4 separate regions of the Homo sapiens genome follow, and all the other regions are linked to region 2. A link is a loop called in an ENCODE intact Hi-C map of the cell type or tissue named here. Cell type or tissue: CD4-positive, alpha-beta T cell. All regions are shown on one strand.

The links. Hi-C counts contacts between places; a loop is a spot of excess contacts. Peaks named below come from ENCODE experiments on the same cell type or tissue, not always from the same donor. Only the 100,000 strongest peaks of a DNase experiment are listed, where the experiment ranks them.
Region 1: a loop joins it to region 2, with 10 times the contacts of the local background. A loop is called at or near these places in 103 of 110 quality-filtered maps.
Region 3: it touches region 2 in a loop (2.1-fold over the local background); 60 of 110 quality-filtered maps call a loop at or near these places.
Region 4: it touches region 2 in a loop (26-fold over the local background); 21 of 110 quality-filtered maps call a loop at or near these places.

Annotation. Positions count from the first base shown.
Region 1 is chr13:27,981,734-27,986,733 of GRCh38, reverse strand. All of the region lies in intron 1 of URAD (ureidoimidazoline (2-oxo-4-hydroxy-4-carboxy-5-) decarboxylase), which reads left to right. The region is part of intron 2 of LOC105370132 (a long non-coding RNA gene); the gene reads right to left. Among named protein-coding and RNA genes, the nearest start is that of URAD, 4.5 kb to the left of the region's middle. In CD4-positive, alpha-beta T cell, CTCF peaks have their summits at 2,084 and 2,286 (motif pointing right); a DNase peak (open chromatin) is centred at 2,283; H3K27me3 peaks cover 845 bases.
Region 2 is chr13:27,373,654-27,378,653 of GRCh38, reverse strand. LOC105370126 (a long non-coding RNA gene) reads left to right here and starts at 3,870. Exons shown (of 5, transcript XR_941783.4): 1 at 3,870-4,069. RefSeq lists an enhancer at 3,756-4,955. In CD4-positive, alpha-beta T cell, CTCF peaks have their summits at 2,544, 2,749 (motif pointing left), 3,623 and 3,822 (motif pointing left); DNase peaks (open chromatin) are centred at 2,743 and 3,793; H3K27me3 peaks cover 526 bases.
Region 3 is chr13:27,530,691-27,535,690 of GRCh38, reverse strand. No RefSeq gene overlaps it. Among named protein-coding and RNA genes, the nearest start is that of MTIF3, 83 kb to the right of the region's middle. RefSeq lists enhancers at 1-120, 1,683-2,183, 2,184-2,684. In CD4-positive, alpha-beta T cell, CTCF peaks have their summits at 2,159 and 2,379 (motif pointing left); DNase peaks (open chromatin) are centred at 2,130 and 2,420; H3K4me3 peaks cover 375 bases.
Region 4 is chr13:27,710,485-27,715,484 of GRCh38, reverse strand. No RefSeq gene overlaps it. Among named protein-coding and RNA genes, the nearest start is that of GSX1, 79 kb to the left of the region's middle. In CD4-positive, alpha-beta T cell, CTCF peaks have their summits at 2,605 and 2,827; no DNase peak of the experiment used is centred here.

The DNA of each region.
Region 1 (5,000 bases), 610 kb before region 2:
TAATTTCTTTACAGGAAAAAAAAAGAGAGGCATATCCTTTGATTGTCTTAATACCCAAAGGAGTGGTGAGGCTGAGGAGGGAGCGTGTTGAGAGAGAAAGCTAGGATCGCGTGAATAATTTAGATCTATTGTTCTTGGGTTTGGCCAGTTACTTAACACACGTTTTGGGGGCTTTCTTACTCTGTGTCTGGAACTTTGATAAAAACATAACAATTTCTCCATTTTCATCTTATTGCTCACCAACACTCCCCACAATCCAGCTGGCCAGAGGTTCTAGTTCCGGGTCAGTCCAGTCAGGGCCCTGAGCATAGTGGAGTGTGGGCAGCACTGGACGTGGGCAACCCCCGCTCCCGAGGCTTGTTTTGATGCCCCCGTGACTTGATGAAACCTCTGTCTCCTGGCTAGTGTCAGAATCCCAGATCACAGAGTGAACAGGATGTTGGGACTTAATCAAAGTTTGCTGAATGAATGCATGAAATCGTTTCCAAGGTGATACTGAAAAGTGGGAATTCTGGCATTACCCCCTTCCCCACACATTTTAACTGGGTGACTCAGTGGTAGGTCAGTGGACAAAATGGCTGGAGGGAGTTTGGGCCCCCTGGACGGTTGTTGGTGTCTGCAGTAGACACGGTTCTGGGGAGGAGCTCCCTGTGGTGGAGGCTGCTTCTCGGTTCTGCACTTGTCTGGGAGCAGCTGGGAGCCTCATTGCTGTCTGGCGGCAGCTCCTCATCTTAACATCTCAGTAACAGTAGACAAGTGATGTTATCAATGGTGACAATAACAACAACAAATAGCTAAAATGTATTGAACTTTTACTACTGGTGTGTTTCAGGCACTTTTCCAAAAACTTTGCACTTGCTAACTCATTCAATCCTCTAATATCCCTATAAAATGAGGAATAGTATTATTATTGCTCCCATTCTTACCGATGGGAAAACTGAGGCACACAGAGATTAAGTAACTTGAGCAAGGACACACTACTAGAAAGTGGCAGGACTGGAATTCTAATAACCCTGAGAGTCAACCCAACAGGTTTTGAAGGCTTTTTCCAGACAATGAGAAACAAAGTCTAGAAACAGTTTTTAGGGTTTTCATTCATTTATCCACTAATGTATTTGATTAAGATAAATGCTTGATGTCCTAGACCCCATGTTTTATTGTTTAAATAATCAAATAAAATGATCTACTTCGCAGCTTGGTGACTATAGTCAATAATAATCTATTGTATATTTGGAAATTGCCAAGAAAGTAGGCTTTTTTATTTTTTATTTTAATTGAGGTAGAGGCTCACTCTGTCACCCAAGCTAGAGTGCAGTGGCACCATCTTGGCTCACTGCATCCTCACCCTCCCGGGTTCAAGCGATTCTCCTGCCTTAGCCTCCCTCGTAGCTGGGATTACAGGCACCTGCCACCATGCCCAGCTAATTTTTCTATTTTTAGTAGAGATGGGGTTTCATCATGTTGGCCATGCTTGTCTCAAATTCCTGACCTCAAGTGATCCGCCCACCTTGGCCTCCCAAAGTGCTGGGGTTACAGACATGAGCCACCTTGCCCCACCTTCAAGAGAGTAGATTTTAAATGTTCTTACTACCAAAAAATGATAAATATGTGAGGTGATAGATATATTAAAAAGCTTGACTTCATCATTTCACAATGTATACATATATGGAAAGCATCAAGGTGCACACCATAAACATGTATAATTTTTATTTGTCAAAAAATCCAATAAAATTGCTTTTGTTTGTTTGTTTTTTTGAGATGGAGTCTTGCTCTGTCATCCAGGCTGGAGTGCAGTGGCACAATCTCAGCTCACTGCAACCTCCGCCTCCCGGGTTCAAGCGATTCTCCTGCCTCAGCCTCCGGAGTAGCCGGGATTACAGGCACACACCACCATGCCCGGCTAATTTTTGTATTTTTTAACTAGAGACGGGGTTTCACCGTGTTAGCCAGGATGGTCTCAATCTCCTGACCTTGTGATCCGCCCACCTCGGCCTCCCAAACTGCTGGGATTACTGGTGTGAGCCACCGCGCCCAGCCTTAAAATGGGATTTATTACAGTCTAGCTTTACCCTTTGAATAGTAAGAAGCAAACTGGGTGAAATAGATTATTTGAATCTAAAAAGAAGGTACCTTAGAGAGACGTTCAAGTTACAGTGGTCTACCTAGTCATGTATTTGTTTTGGTGACTGAAGAAAAACCTCCACCATTAACAGAAAACAAAACTGGGTTTCTAGACTAAGGGCGAGTCCATTTAGGTTCTGCTATGATGATTATTGGCCAGTAGGTGGCAGTCCAGGATTAATATTGAGCTCTAGTGCTATTGGGCAAAGTACCTTCTCCAGCCAATCAGTTCCCACAGATTAAAGATGAGGCAAAGGTTTTCTAGGAAAGAGAACGGACAATTAGTAAAGGGAAGAAAGTTGAAACTCACATGCACTAACTGAAGAAATTCAGGACGGATTTGTGTTATGAAATTAAAGAGCAATACAACTTTCATAAGAGTTAATTAACTGTGCATTTCCGCTGGCTATGGTGAATCACACCTGTAATCCCAGCACTTTGGGAGTCTGAGGTGGGAGGATCGCTTGAGCCCAGAAGGTTGAGGCTGCAGTGAGCCATGATTGCACCACTGCACACCAGCCTGGATGACAGAGCGAGAACCCTGTCACAAAAAAAACAAAGTGCATCTCTGTGTCTTTCAGAATTATAGTAATGCCACAATTTATTACTTTATGCTTACTAAACAACATTTTTGTTGAATGAATGGAGTTGGATACTAATAAGTTCCTTATAATACAGGCTATGAGGGTTTTGGATCAAGCTATTAAAATGTGTTTGTTTATTCAGAAAACAAAACAAAACAAAACAAAATGAAACACTCCTTACCAAAAGTGCTGTGTTGGTCAAAAAATATTCACTGAGTGCCCACTGTGCCCCAGGGATTGTTGTGGGCACTGGGAACGGGGTAGTGACCAAGACAAGTCCTTGCCTTAAATGAGCTTACATTCTAGTGAAGAGAGACAGGATTAACATTAAAAATACCATTATTTCAGGTTCTAGAAATTCCCAGAAAAAATATATGTAATATGGCAGAAAATATGTAATAAAGGTGGTCTTTCTTAGGAGGTTAATTTAAGTTTAAGACCAAAGGATGAGAAATAAGTAGCTGAAATCTAGGATGAGGCCACTCATAGAAAAGGAACCTGGCTGGGCGTGGTGGCTCATGCCTGTAATCCTAGCACTTTGGGAGGATGAGGCAGATGGATCACTTGAGGTCAGGAGTTCGAGACCAGCCTGGCCAACACGGTGAAACCCGGTCTCTACTAAAAATAGAAAATTAGCTGGGCATGGTAGCACGCACCAGTAATCCTAGCTACTCGGGAGGCTGAGGCAGGAGAATCACTTGAACCCGGAAGACGGAGGTTGCAGTGAGCCGAGATCGCACCACTGCACTCCAGCCTGGGTGACAGGATGGGACTCTGTCTCAAAAACAAAAACAAAAAAAAAGCAAAGGAACCTGAGACCAGGATGAACTCGACATTTTTGGGGCACAGAAAGATCAAGGTAGTTGGAAAATAGTAAGGAGTAGAGGGATGTGAGGAAGAGGCAGCAAGGGCCTGATCATGTAAAGCTGCTTAGGTCTAATAAGGAACTTGCTTCTCCATGTGCAATGGGTCACTGGGGTTTATGCTTTAGGATGGTGATGTGGGGGCTATGTCAGATGCAGGGGGCCAGGTCGAGGGGCCACTGCAGTAGTAAGAGTAAGAGTTGAGGTTGCTTGGACTGTGGTTGGCGCAGTAGAGATGGAGAGATGCGAATGGATTCTCAGAATAGGGCTTACAGTTAGAGTCAACAGGATTTTTTTAAATGGATTTGATGACAGAAGGCAGATCAGAAACAGAGCTGAATGGTCACTCCTAAGTTTTCAGTCTGAGCCACTGGGTGGGTGGTGGTACCATTTTCCGAGTTGAGGAAGACTTAGAGTTGAGAAGACAGGATGGAGGAAGGAGCTTGCTGAGTCTAAGATACCCAAAAATCATCCAGATGAAAATGCTGACTGCTCAGTTGCATCAAAACAGAGGAGCTTGGTGAAACACTGAGGGCTAAAGTATATCTTGCTGTCATCAAAGAATGGATGGCATTTCAAACCCTACGACTGGCTGAGGGCACTTAGTAAGTACATTGGTGTAAACAACAAAGGGATGAGATGTGGGTACTGAGTCCTGTGGTACTAGTGCTAGTGACCTATCTGGCAGAGCAAGATGAAAGTAGGCAAAGGATGTCTCTGAAGGTAAGTGGTAGTCATTTTTTTTGAGACAGAGTCTTGCTCTGTCACCCAAGTTGGAGTGCAGTGGCGCAATCTCAGCTCACTGTAACCTCCGCCTCCCGGGTTCAAGTAATTCTCCTGCCTTGAGTAGCTGGGATTATAGGCGCGTGCCACTATGCCCAGCTAATTTTTGTATTTTTAGTAGAGACGAGGTTTCACCACGTTGGTCAGGCTGGTCTCGAACTCCTGACCTGGTGATCCACCCGCCTCGGCCTCCCAAAGTGCTGGGATTACAGGCATGAGTCACTGTGCCCGGCCGTTTATAGTCATTTTTTAAGGAGAGAGGGCCAACCAGGTGACATGGTCTGGAGAGGTTGAGAAAGAAGAGGTCAGGCATTGGTCTTTGGGCTCAGGCAAGATGCCCTTAATGAGTGCAGATCAGTTGGTACAGTGGCTCGAAACGTGACAGAGTGAGCCTGGAAAGGGAGGTCAGGAAGTGGAGAGGCCAGGAGACAACTCTAAGGTCTTTTCTGTAAGGAGGAGCAGAGAAATAGGGAGAAACAAGAGAGCAACAGGGAATCAAGGGAGAACGTTAATATTGTTTATGGGATGAGGGATTCTAAGGCATGTTTGCACATTGATAAGGGTAAGTGGTGTGGGGATGGAGAAATAGATATTTGAAATTGCAGAAGCAAAGTCTTTGACAGGAAAGGAGAGCTAGCTTCAAGAACAC
Region 2 (5,000 bases):
CTGAGACGGGAGAATTGCTTGAACCCAGGAGGTGGAGGTTGCAGTGAGCCAAGATTGTGCCATTGCACTCCAGCCTGGGCAACAAGAGCAAAACTCTGTCAAAAAAAAAAAAAGAGTGAAAAGGCAAGCCACACAGTTCAACACTATATTTGTAATACATAAAAATGATAAGGACTTATATTCGTAATATATAAAGAACAGCCACAGATCAGTAAGAAAAAGAACACACACAATGCCCCTAGTATTGGGTGGCATTGGAATGGGCACAGGCATTTTTGGGATCCTGCTAAGAGAAAGTTGAATAGGGATACACTTAATTTGGGTTAGTGAGACGTATCTGTGTGGCTCGCAGTCACTTCTGTGCACAGTTGTTGCCAGCTGTTCTGCTATAAGAATGGGTTCCAGAATGTGCTTGCTTCCCCTGCACAGTGTTCCCAGCATCAAGGCCCAAGGTACAACACTCTTCTAATCACAGGCGTAACATTTTTAGTGGAGAAGCCAGTCTTCAATGACACTGGGTCTAAACAGAAGGTTTCTCCCTCAGGGATATACTCAATAACGCAATGATTATAAATCCAATGCATTGTATTTTTATTTATTTATTTATTTAATCATTTTTTTCTTTGAGACACAGTCTCACTCTGTTGCCCAGGCTGGAGTGCAGTGTCTTGATCACAGCCCATTGCAGCCTTGACCTCCTGGGCTCCAGCCTCAGCCTGCTGAGTAGCTGGGACTACAGGCACGGGCCACCATGCCCAGCTAATTTTTAAATTTTTTTGTAGAAACAAGGTCTCACTATGTTGCCCAGGCTGGTTTTAAACTCCCAGGCTCAAGTGATCCTCTCACCTAAGCCTTCCAAAGTGCTGGGATTACAGGTGTGAGTTACCATGCCTGGACTATTTTTATTTTTTATGACAGTCAAAGTCAAGTGTTTATCAGGATTTCTGAGTTTGTAGGACAGAAGTCTATAGTAGTGCTATATATGGTGAATATGGCTGTGTGAAGTCACATATTTATAAATCCCAACCACTGTGCTAGAAGAAATACTGAATTGACACTCTATAGAAGATATTACAAAACCGTTGACATGCAAAGAGGAAATAGAAAAGTATGAAGTCAAAAAATGAAGGAACTACTTCACCCATTAGAATGGCTATTATCAAAAGACAGAAAATAACAAGTGTTGCTGAGGAGCTGTTAAAATGGGAACACTTGTACATTCCTGGTGTGAATGTAAAATGGTTTAGCCACTGTGGAAAATGGTATGATGATTCTTCAAAAAAATTAAACTTAAAATTACCATGTGATCCAGCAATTCCACTTTGAGGTATACACTCAACTGAAAGCACAGACTCAAATAGATGTTTGTACACCCATGTGTGTATGGCAGCATTATTCACAACAGTGAATAGGTGAAAGCCACTTAAGTGTCCATCAATGGATGAATGAATAAACAACATGTGGAATGTCCATACAATGGAACATTATTCAGCCTGAAAAAGGATGGAAATTCCGATACGTGCTACAATATGAAGAACCTTGAAGATATTAAGTGACGCAAGCCAGTCAGAAAAGGACAAATACTGTATTTGTCCACTCGCACGAGGTAGTAAGGCTTTGGGGAGAAACACAGCAAAATCAGCATAGCCCACCAACTCCACTGCATTGAAACTGCTTCTGCATCTGTCAACCTGACTGCCGGGCACAGCGTGGCAAATCCCGGGCATTCAACAAATATTGTGGACCGCCACTACACTGGGGCCACCAAAGAAATATGATCAAAGCTGCATGAAGCAGTGCATTGAGGATTGACTGCTAATGAGTTTGGCTCATTTAAGACTTAGAGTAGTTACATTCATAGGGACAGAAAGTAGAATGGTGGTTGCCAGGGACTGCAGAATGGGGAGTTGTTCCATGGCTACAGAGTTTCCATTCCACAGGGTGAACAGAGACCTGGAAATGGTTAGTAGTGATGGTCGCACAACAGTGGGAATCTACCTAATACTACAGAACTGGACACTAGAAAACGGTTTAAATGTGTGTGGTTTTTTTGTTTGTTTGTTTTGTTTTTTGAGACAGAGTCATGCTCTGTCAACCAGGCTGGAGCGCAGTGGCTCCATCTCAGCTCACTGCGATCTCCCGGGTTCAAGCAATTCTCCTGCCTCAGCCTCCCAAGCAGCTGGGACTACAGGCACGTGCCACCACGCTCAGCTAATTTTTGTATTTTTAGTAGAGACAGGGTTTCACCAAATTACCCAGGCTGGTCTCGAACTCCTGACCTCATGATCCACCCGCTTCAGCCTCCCAAAGTGCTGGGACTATAGGCGTGAGCCACTGCGCCCAGCCTTGAGCCACCGCGCCCGGCCTGTGACTTTTAATTTTTCCAAATTCATTAGCAGTGGATCCTCAGTGCACTACTTTGTGCAGCCTTGATCATATTTCTTTGGTGGTTCTAGTGTAGTGGTGGTCCACAATATTTGTTGAACGCCCAGGATTTGCCGTACTGTGGAAAGCAGGCGGGCCGACAGACGCAGAAGCAGTTTCAAGGCAGTGGAGTTGGTGGGCTGTGCTGATTTTCCTATGTTTCTCCCCGAAGCCTTAATGGCTAGATCGTAGACCAGGTGGGAAACAAGAAGGGAAATGGGGAGAGTGGAGGGAATCTACTGGGGGATGGGTGAGTGGAGTTGGGGACCGGTGGAGGATGTAAAGAGAATCCAAGCGGAAAAGAGTGAAGCCCCCTGGTGGACAGAGGTGGTAGGGGTTGTGAGGAGCAGCCAGGGCCGTTGTCCAATTCCAAGTTAAATACCCAGGAAATCAGCCAAAAGCTGACTTGCAGGGCTGTGCATCTTAGAAAGTGTTTCAATTGCCACTATCCTTGCCTGGGCCAACTATGGCAATGTATGGACAACAAAGCCCTTTCCCACATAGTATCTGATTTTATTTTATTTCTACTCACTTTTTTCGTACATACTACATTGTTATCTTTTGAGGGTGTGGGTTGTTTTTTTTTTTTCAACTTTTTTTGTTCTGTGGTTGGTACCAAAGTGGTGTTATTATTGATCCCAAATTTTCTTCTGTTTCACATTAGGTCAATGTTAAAACTAGAAACAAGACTGCTGAATATTGTTTTCTAATGTTTATCTTCCATAAATCTAGGTCTTAAAAAACAGAATAATGCGATACTTGGTTTTTAACACAATGTTTGCTTATCAGTATCTAAACATATACACACATGCAATTAAAACTGTATATTCTGTTCGTATCCAGGCTGGCCAACATGGTGAAACTCCATCTCTCCGAAAAATAAAAATTAGCCGGATGTGGTGGCATATGCCTATAATCCCAGCTACTTGGGAGGCTGAGGCAGGAGAATCGCTTGAACCCGGGAGGCAGAGGTTGCAGTGAGCCAAGATTGCACCACTGCACTCCAGCTTGTGCAACAGAGCAAGACTCTGTCTAAAACAAAACAAAACTGTATTCTAAGCTTATTTGGGGAAAATGGACCAATTTTCAAACTAATTGAGGAAATTCAGGAGCATAACGAGTTGGTGGCAATATCATTTATATCAATATAGTCATTTATATCACTATATATGTATTATATCAACATAGTGATTCCAACCCAAACCACTATATTCATTTTCACTTCAGCAACATAGAAATAGCCATTGATCATTTCAATCAGAAAAGATCCTGCTAAATGTGTCCCCTGACTTTGTGAAGATGTGGTGACGTGGCCGTTTCATCCAAGTGTTCTGGTCCAGCCCAGAGGTAGGTGGAGTTAGATTTCTGGAGCCTCGTGGAGGCGTTCTGTGGCTACACAGTGACCCCTACTGCTCATTACGGGAGTGAAGAAAGCCTAGAGCGAAATCAGGAAAACAACGTGCTGATTCCTGAGCCTCAGAAAACTGAGAAGTAGGCAGGGCTATACCATTTTCTCTGCACTTTATGAGCATAATAATTCTTCAAAGGACTGGCTGCATCTACAAATACCTACTAAATGGAAACCGTCAAATCAAATGGGAGGCTCACAGCAGATGCCAACTCCACCGAGCGGATCTGGGCCAGGGTGAGTCCAGGAGAACACCTGGTTGTCGCTGCAGAGGCTGGGCACATGTTTGCTCTGTGGGTCAAGAGCTGATGGAATCAGGAACAGCAGGGAGAAACTGACCCTCCCTTCACCTTTGCCAGGAAGTGACACCTCTTGGCACCAGAATGTCTAGGGCTGGGTTTGGGAACCGGGGTGTGACGCTTCTATTGCTCACCGGCAGATCTTCCACTCCTTTCCAGAAGAGTCACCGGAGATGTGTCAAAGTCTCTATCCCTGGTCCCTGTTGCCAAGTCAGGACTTTGCTGGGCATTCCTAGAGTAGGTGTGGCAGCTCATAGGTCACCTTTGGAGCCAAGGTAAAGATGGCAGCTTGGTCTGACTAAGGAGGAGTCCACAGATGCGGCTCGTCCGCACAGCAGGCAGTGCAAACCCAGGCAGGAGCTCATCATCTTTGTAAGCCTTATTCAATGAGCCCCATTTTATTTTGCTGCTGATTAAAGCTATGTATCATAGAGAGGCATTGCCTGATGTTCAGAGTGCAGGGCCTCTGGGAGCCTGGCATGAAGGGCCCAAGGACAACCAGCTTAGCACTCAAGTATCCACCTGGTACCTGCAAGATGGAACAAGAGAATGTATGAGGAAACCCTCTGAGCTGCACAAATATAGGAACGGTGGGATATACAGACACATACTGTCTTGCTGGTCTGGAAATGGTCCCTGGGATGTGATGGGGAAGGATGGGGTAAATTCAACTGGGATAAATACAACAGAAGTGAGCGCAGAGCCAGAGGCCTGGGGCAGCCAGCTGTTAGCGCTCCTCAGCCTCTCTCCGTCAGAAACTGTCTTCCTGTTCCAGCCAAAGTCTCTGCTACATCTGTGAAGTAGAGGTACTGACAAGCATTTCACCCTGCTGATGTCCTGCCTGGAAGGACCTTACTCTGGAAATAACA
Region 3 (5,000 bases), 160 kb before region 2:
CATCCTGAAAACAAGGAAATAATTGCGTCCCACCTCTTCTCGCATTTTCTTTCCCCATGAGGAGCACTCTGCCACGTTCAACGTTCAGACAAGATTGAGCACGTTCAGGGTGGTATGGCTGTAGACTGCCATGTTCAACATTCATTCAACAAACACAGAAATAAGTAAGACAGCCCTGCCCTTTGGGAAGTCCACATTGTAAAGTAGCAAGCTTGGATGAAATGTAAATAAAGTGCATTCTGCCCGACCTTTGGAGAGGCCAGCAGTTACAGTTCTGTGGAGCAGGAATTTTGCAAGGTTGCAAGCTGTGCTAAATCGGTGTCCCAATTTACTTTTTGACTTTGAAAATGATTAGCATTCTTGGTTTGTACTGTATTTCAGCCATCCTTGTTGTCTGAGATATTTGCTTTCAAATTTTCCGTTGTAGTGTCTAAACAGGAGAACTTCACTGGTCTCTTAATTGCTGCTCTTGGCTCTGAAGGTGCATATCTTGGCAGAAATTCTCAAGTGTACTTCAGGATTCAGAGACTGTGGAAGTTGAGAACTTGATATTGGAATTTGGTAAAAGATCTGAAGGACTCCAGGAATGCAGTATCTCAACCTGAAAAAAGTTTCTTCAGCTTCAGTGGTAAAATAAGATTACAACAGCTAACATTTGTTAAAAGTTGAGTATGCACCAAGCATCGTTCACATGTGTTTATCCATTCATTTCTCACGACAAGCTTCCAAAGCAAGTTTCATTAACTTTCCCAGTTCTACAGTCAGAGAGGACAGGCACAGAGAGGTTGGGTCTCAGAGCTGGAAGTTGTCGGGGGAGTCTGATTTCTGGGTTTAGAGCCCACCATGCTATGCTCTCTCCTGTGTTTAACACCAAGGCCACGCCAGGGCCCACACTAGATGCGGGCTTGATTCCTTTGTGAGCACTGGTCAGGGAGTCAGAAATCTGCACTCTGACCCTGCCTTTGACTCTGACTTCTGATCTGACCTTTGACTCTTGTTTGTCATGATCCTCTTGTCACCATCTGACATGAGGTGGCAGTAAAGGAAAGAAGGAAATAGTGCCCAGGTGGGACAGGCCCTGCTGCTGACTCAGCCGCTCCCTGGACAATCCCTGCCACTTGGAAAGAGTCTGTGATCTGCCACGGTTCTGATGTGTCTGCTGCCACTTCATGGTAAGAGCTATGCCCGATGCATGATTATTTTTACTTGGTCTTATAGATAGGATTTCCCATTTTCTTTCTTTTATTTCACCACCACTCCCAGGGGGCAAAAAAGGAACAATTACATTCTCACTTATTGTGGCAGCATCTTTTGCTTGAAATGACAGATTTGTTTGCTTTTCTAAAAAAAATTCTGGTTGGCCTAAGACTGTCAGATCTGCTGAGCTCATCATTGCTTCTCCTGCGGACTGGCTGATAAAGGGGCCTTCCTAGGAGTAAGAGATGCGAGAGCTCTGCTGTTTCCTTTGAGTTCACTTGTGCTCCCGTTACTAATGTTGCCAACCTACAGATTCTTTGCAACCATATTTTTAAAGCTACATATACATTTTTTCCAAATTAATTTAGTTAACACTGAATAATGAAATCCTTAAATCCACTTATCCGGGTGCACACAAAATATAGTAAGTGGCAACATGCTGAAGATGAATGAGTATGTGAGGGTGGGTGGCCTATCTCACCAACCTCATAACGTGTGGCTTTGACATTTGGAGTACGTGATGGTGCCAGCATCATCGATCTGGATTTTAACTAAAAATATATATACACATACATATGTATGTATGTATGTGTATATGTATGTATGTCTGTGTGTGTATGTATATGTATGTGTGTGTGTATATATATGTGTGTGTGTGTATATATATATACAGGGTGTGTATATATATATATATATATACAGGGTGTGTGTATATATATATATATACAGGGTGTGTATATATGTGTGTGTGTGTGTATATATATACACACACACATACACATATATATATATGCACATACATGCTGACACCCTGTCCCCGGTGCCTGCCTCCTTTGTCTCTGTCCCCATGCCAAGCAGTGTGCTGTCACCCCGCTTCAGTTTTGAGCAGAAGTGCACATGTGGTGCCACCTGTGGGAAGTGTGGTGGGGGTGGCCTTGCAGTCACTTGTCACTGCGTGAGCCACTCCCCTGGCCTCCTCTGCCGCTGTCCTTCCTCCTATGGGGGAAAAGGAGGTGGTTCTCTCACAGAACTGTGGCTAAAGGGTGACAGCCCTCACCAAAGGTGAGACTCATGAGCATCGGGAAGAAAGTAGCAGTGGAGTGTCCGGTTAGTTTTCTCTGCGGACTGGAGCAGCCGGGCATCAGAGCCCTGGGAGCTCGGGCACCACCAGTGGTCAGCGCTGGCCCTGGACGTCCCTAGTTCACTGGGCCGCGTTTCAGCGCCCTCTGCTGGCTCGATGGACTGGCCGCCCTCGCTTGCAGCTCCCCGGTGTTTGCAGCCTGTTTGCAGCCGGTGGCTCCCGGTGCAGGAGGTCAGGGAAGCTGCAGCAGGAAGGGTTGGATATCTGAGGCCACAAACAACTTACATATATGAAGGGAGTGCGTCTGTCCCCTTCCCATGTGGCATGAAGAGCCTCACAGTTGGAATAAAATAGCAAAGCAAGATGTGCAAACATTGTCGACCTTCCCCGTGGCCATTTCTCTATCCCTGGGTAACTCAGACCGCAATTTGTCCTGCTCCCTGCATGTGAGTTTCGCTTCTATGGTATAGGGCTCTTTGAATGTCAATGTTATTGAGGTTTTGATAATTACGCACCTTCAAAAGATGTTCAATGTAATAATGATCATACTCCTCTAAAAAAGCCTCAGATTAAAAGCTTTTGCTGGCTCTTTAGACCGTGGGCCTGCAATTACAGAAAATGAACTGCATTTTAGCCTTCCATTGAAATTAATAACAACGGTTCCCCAGTTGACTCTGTGAATAGTTAATGGAACGAACAGGATACTTCAGTACAATATGGGTTGGAAAGCCATTTGAGTGAGATTCTGGGTTTCAAATGGGAAAATAATTCATGCAATGCAAACCTGTTTCATATGCGCTCTGTAGAGTAGGTGTTTCTCTGGAATAAAAATCTAACTATTTAACAAATGATTAACCATACCTCAGTCATCATGAACTCTCATGAAAACTGAACTCAGGTACGTGAGCTAACACATGGTATCCAGTGCTGCAGAAGACCTGAGAGGACAGAGATGGACCTCCTTATTTGACAATGAAGAAACAGAATTAGCGAGGTGGGGCTTTGGAGGCCAGCAATCCTGACAAAGGAGCTGCCTAGAACTGACCCTTTAACCCTCTGGCAGTGCAGGGTAAGGGAATCTTTGGACTATGGGGAGACTGGGATATGGAGGTTGAGGACAAAAGATTGTGTGGTCCAGAGTGTTCTCTGGCTGGGGTCCCCATTTCAATTTATAAGAATAAAACCTAAAAAGCAATTAAAATTATGTTGAATTCAGCAAAGTTACAGGATACAAAATCAGCACACAAAAACTAGTTGCATTTCTAAACACTAACAATGAACAATCCCAAAAGGAAGTTAAAATAATTTCATTTACAATAGCATTATAAAGAATAAAATATTTAGGAATAAACTTGAACAAAGAGATGAAAGACATGTACACTGAAAACTACAGGATATTGCTGAAGGAACTTAAAAAAGACATAAATAAACGGAAAGACATTTTCTGTTCATAGATTGAAAGACTTCGTATTGTTAAGATTAATACTACCCAAGACAGACTCAGTACAATATCACAATCCCAACCATGTTTTCTGCAGAAATAGAAATATCCATCCTAAAATTCATATGGAATTTAAAGGGGCCCAGAACAAAGCTGAGGGTCTCATTCTTCCTGATTTCAAACTTGCTACATAGCTAGTCATCAAAGCTGTGGTACTGACATGAAGATAGACATATAGACCAATGGAAGAGAATAGGGGGCCAGAAATAAACCCTTGCATATATGGTGAGATGATTTTCAACAAAGGGGCCAAGACCATTCAGTGGGGCAAAGACAGTCTTTTCAACAAATGCTGGGAAAACTGGATGTCCACATGCAAAAGAATGAAGCTGGACCCTTACCTAACACCATAGTTTTTAAAAAGTTAACTCAAAAATCTAAATGTAACAACTAAACTATAAAACTCTTATAGGAAACCAGGCAAAAAGTTTTCTGGCAAAGATTTATTGGATATGACATCGAAAGAACAGGCAACAATGATGAAAAGATAAATTGGATTTCACTAAAATTAACAAATTGTATATCAAAGGACACTCACAGAATGGGAGAAAATATATGCAAATCATATATCTGATAAGAGATTAATATCCAGCATATACAAAGAAGCTCTATAATGCAACAATAACAACAGCAAACAAAAACCCAATGAAAAAAATGGGCAAAGGAGGTGAATAGACATTTCCTTAAAGAGGATATACAGATGGCCAATAAGCACATGATAAGATGCTTAACACCACTAATCATTAGGGAAATGTAAATAAAAACCATGAGATACCACTTCACACCATGAGGATGGCTACCATTAAAAAGAAAACAACAGGCCAGGTGCAGTGGCTCACACCCGTAATCCCAGAACTTTGGGAGGCCGAGGCAAGTGAATCACTTGAGTCAGGAGGTCGAGAATAGCCTGGCCAACATGGTGAAACGCTGTCTCTACCAAAAACACAAAAATTAGGCAGGCATGAGGGCGCGCTCCTATAATCCCAGCTACTTGGGAGGCTGAGGCATGAGGACCCTTGAACCTGGGAGGCGGAGGTTGCAGTGAGTACAGATTGTGCCACTGCACTCCAGCCTGGGCAACAAGAGCAAAACTCCATCAAAACAAAACAAAACAAAACAAAACAAAAAACCCCAGCAACAACAGAAAATAACAAGTGTGGAGAAATCAGATCCCTTGTGCATTGCTGGAGGAAATGTAAAATTGTACAGCCAGCATGGAAA
Region 4 (5,000 bases), 340 kb before region 2:
GCAAGACCTCCAACTTATTGACTTTAATGCTCTCCATCAATCATTTTCACTGGGTCCTTCTCCAGGGTAGAGTCTATGCTTTATTTTATTTATTTACTTTCTTCTGAGACAAGGTCTTGCTCTGTCTCTTGAGCTGGAGTGCAATGGTGTGATCATGGCTTACTACAGCCTTGAACTCCCAGGCTCAAGTGATCCTCCTACCTCAGCCTCCCGAGTAGGTGTGACTACAGATGCATGCAACCATGCCTGGCTAATTTTTAAATTTTTTGCAGAAATGGGGTTTGGCCATGTTTCCCTGGGCTCAAGCCATTCTTCCACCTTGGCCTCCCAAAGTGCTGGGATTACAGGTGTGAGCCACTAAGCCCAGCTGAGTCTATGCTTTAGACCCTTGTCCTCCCTACCCCTCCATTATAACTGCCTGCAGGGAAAAGCAAACTGGTGAGATACAGCTTTCTGCCTTCTGTGGACTGGCGCCTGAGCAGCTGAATGTGACCAAGAGGGCACATGCCGTGCAGACAGTTCTCACTTTGGCAAGTGGCACTGCCCAGCCATCTCATCCCTTGTCTTTATCAACTTAGATTTCTGCTGCCTAAGGTGGCGGTTTCACACATTCTTTCTTCAGTCTCAGACTTCCGAGTCCTACACACACATCAACCCTGATATTGATCTAGCTCCATATTTCATTGAAGAATGAAAGCAGATGATACATACCTCATCTTCCTATCTTCAAATCTTTCAGCATGCCCTACCTGTGTCCACATATGTTGCCTTTCCTCTCTTTCCAAAGGCTGTCCCAGAATCCCACTCTCTCTCATCTTTTTAGGGACTTGGCTCTGAAACTCCCGTCTTCTTCTCTTGCATTATCAATTTCTGCTTCTCTGAGGGTCTGTTTTAGCCCACATATATGCTGTTATAGTGCTCACCTGAAAAAATAAACTTTGAGTCATCTGACTCCACGCTTCCTTCAGCTATCACTCAGTATTTTGGTTTTCTTTTATAGCAAATCTCAGGTTTCCTGTTTTACTGTCCTTACACCTTATCTCCTACTTTCTCTTTCAACAACTCCAGCCAGGCTTTCGTCTTCACCTCGCCACAGATACCACTCTCATCAAGGTTATCAGTGCCCTCCATCTTGCCCAAATCAAAGGTCTATTCTCTATCCTCTACAAAACCAGTTTGGCACACAGTAGGCATTCAATCAATATTTGTTGGCTGGGCATAGTAGCTCACACTTGTAATCCCAGCACTTTGGGAGGCCAAGGTGGGTGGATCACTTGAGGTCAGGAGTTCGAGACCAGCCTGGTCAACATGGCGCAATCCCATCTCTACTAAAACTACAAAAATTAGCTGGGCATGGTGGCCCACACCCGTAATCTCAGTTACTCGGGAGGCTGAGGCAGGAGAATCAGTTAAATCCAGGAGGTGGAGGTTGCAGTGAGCCAAGATTGTGCCACTGTACTTCTGCCTGGGCGACAGAGTGAGACTCTGTCTCAAAAATAAATAAATAAATAAATAAATAAATAAATAAATAAATAAATACTTGTTGAATGAATAAATATAGCTCCATCTTATTTGTATACTGAATTCATGGTTGAGGCATTACAAAAATAGATGAAATTCAATGTCTATGTCAGGCTAATAAATTTTCTTGTACTGATCCACTTAGAAAGTTTTGTGTATATTTTAACCATATCAGCTTTTTTTTTTTTTAAGACGAAGTCTCACTCTGTCGCCCAAGCTGGAGCGCAGTGGCGCGATCTCAGCTCACTGCAACCTCTGCCTCCCAGGTTCAAACGATTCTCCTATCTCAGCCTCCCGAGTAGCTGGGACTACAGGCGCGTGCCACCATGCCCAGCTAATTTTTGTATTTTTAGTAGAGACGTGGTTTCACCATGTCAGCCAGGCTAGTCTCAAACTCCTTAACTCGTGATCTGCCCACCTTGGCCTCCCAAAGTGCTAGGACTACAGGCATGAGCCACTGCGTTCGGCCCCCATATCAGCTTTTTACATGGAAATCCCTAGAGCTATGATTCCTAACTTTGCAAAATTTCAAAAGGACTTTTTCTTCTTAACATTTTAATTTAAATGTTAAACTTTGAGGACAAAAGAGTACTAGTTGGACACATGAGCATGTCTAATTTTTAAATTGGACCTCAATTACACAGAATTGACTAACCATAATCCAGAGGTCAAAATACTTTTTTTTTTAGGGATGGGGTCTTTCTCTGTTGGAGTTCAGCGGTGCAATCATAGCTCACTGCAGCCTCAAACTCCTGTGCTCAAGTGATTCTCCTGCCTCGGCCTCCCAATTAGCTGGGACTACAGGCACATGCCACCACGCCTGGCTAATTTTCTTTAGTTCTTGTAGAAATGAGGTCTTGCTATGTTGCCCACGCTGGTCTTGAACTCCTGGGCTCAAATGATCTTCACGTCTCGGCCTCCCAAAGTGCTTGGAATACAGACATCAAGATACTATCATTATTGTCCATGCTATGTTCTGCTTTAATAAATTAATTACTCAGGTCTTACTAATGCAACAATCATTCATAAATCCACTGCCAAACAATAAAATTATCATGTGCTGATTTGACATATAAATTGTTCTAGTCATGGATTATAAGAAAAGAGGAAAAAAGGAAGGAACTGATACTATATTTGTACTTTGTATTAGACTCCATGCTGGATACTTTATTTGCATTATTTAATCCTCACAATAACTCTGAAAAATCAGCATTATTATCTCCATATTCCAGATGAGAAAACTGGCTCAGGAAGATTATTCATCCAAGTTCTCCTAGGAAGTGCTAAAGCTGGAATTCAGATTTCATTTTGTTCCAATTCATAGCATAAACTCATTGGCCCTGGTGGGGGCGGTGACAATACACAGAAGATGGTTTGCCTGGCACGTCTGGGACTCAGCCTGGCTGTCCCATGTCAACTGCCTTGCTAGGATTGAGATATCTTAATGCCAACAGAACAGAAAGATTTAAAAACTATTTTTCTATAATATATGATATAAAATGTAATAAAGTAATGAGTTTACAAGTACAGGCATCTTAGAAACCTTTTGTTTAAACATATTGTAAAAATTATTTGAAGGCCAGGCGTGGTGGCTCACACCTGTAATCCCAGTGCTTTGGGAGGTGGAGGCAGGAGGATCGCTCGAACCCAGGAGTTTGAGACCAGCAGGGACAGCATAATGAGACCTCCACTGTGTTATTTCTCTAAAAAAAAAAAACCAAACAAACAAATTAGCCAGGAGTGGTGGTGCACGCCTGTGGTCTCAGCTACTCAAGAGGCTGAGTAGGAGGATTGCTTGAGCCCAGGAGTTCAAGGCTGCAGAGAGCTATGATCTCACCATTGCACTCTACCCTTGGCAACAAAGTGAGACCCTGTCTCTCAAAAAAAAAAAAATTATTTGAAAAGGTGTCAGCAGTTTTGCATTTTTCAAAAATATTTGGGGATATCTGAAGGTTTAAAAATTATACAAACCTCATATTTTTAGTAATATAAAACCTGATGATACATTTTGAATATCAATTTTCATACCAAAAATATGAATTTGCAAGGCACACTCATTTCTGTTAAAATGTCCACTGAAAGAGTTTGGTGCAATTAGAAAACAAACAAAACAAAACAAAAACAAAAAAAACCTACATATGACATCTTTTATTTATGAGAGACTTTTTGTTGATTCATAAGTAGTGTGTTAACCTCACCCCACTCCACGAGTGATTGTCACAGCATCTGTGGGGCTGGCCAAGGAGAAGATGGGGAAGTTCTTTGAAAAATTCTTCAGGTGTCTCTGCCTGTAGTCATCTTTTCTTTTTACTCCCCTGCTTGGCCTGTATATTGGAAAATCTTTTGTTTAGCAGTCCATAACTACTGTGAAATTCACAGGTTTCACTACACACACTCCCTCCAAAAAAAACTCCCTCCAACAAAAATCGTTTTTGTTCCATCCTCTTTAATCTGTACCTCTTTGTTTGAATCCCATAACCAATCCCCAAATTCCAGATCAGCTTTATAGAATTCCACATATGAGTGAGACATGCGGTATTTGTCCTTCTGTGCCTGGCTTGCTTCACCTAACGTAATGTCCTCTAGGTTCATCCATGTCGTCACAATTGACAGGATTTCATTCTTTTTTATGGCTGAATAGTATTTCATGTGTTTATACACCACATTTTCTTTATTGATTCTTCTGTTGATGGGCACTTAGGTTGATTCCATATCTTGGCCATTGTAACAGTGATGCAATAAACATGAGTGTGCAGAAGTTTCTTTGATACACCGATTTCCTTTCTTTTGGATACATATGAAGTCATGGGATTGTTGGATTATCACTGATGATGATTCTTGACTGAAATAATTATTCCTGCCAAGTGATGATTTTCTATTCCCATCATTCTTTCTACATTCTGACATTTTCGAAACAAAATGGCATCAAAAATAAAATATTTTAAAATCCAAATTTTAAGTGACAAAGTTCATTAATTATTTTCAGTCTTCCTGAATCTATCTGAGTATATTCAACTCCAACAGCCTCTCAGCACTTGTGAATCAATTCAGCAATTAAATGCGGCCCTCACTTCCTGAGCTCACCTCTTTACAAGCCCAACTAGGAAGCACTTTCTCACCCAATATCCCAATTGTTGTTTGATATTGTTGTCCTCATTCAGGGCTGGGAGGGGTTGGAGTTGAACAAGAACAACCAGATTAAAGGAAGTGCCAAACTAACTTAGAGTGACTCAAATTTTTTTCTTTCTGTAGTCTAAATATTAAACTCAGCCAAAGAATAAACTCATTATAGTCAAAGGATAAACTTAAAAGGGTCAAAGAATGTGTGAAAGGGATAGAACTCAGGGTGCAGAGTTTTTCCAAACTATATAACTGATTTTATATTTACATTGCAAAGTCACTGACTTAAAATTCATTAGTAAGTGATCAGGTAGAAGTCACTAATAATATTAAAATATGTTTTTATTTCTAAATTTGCC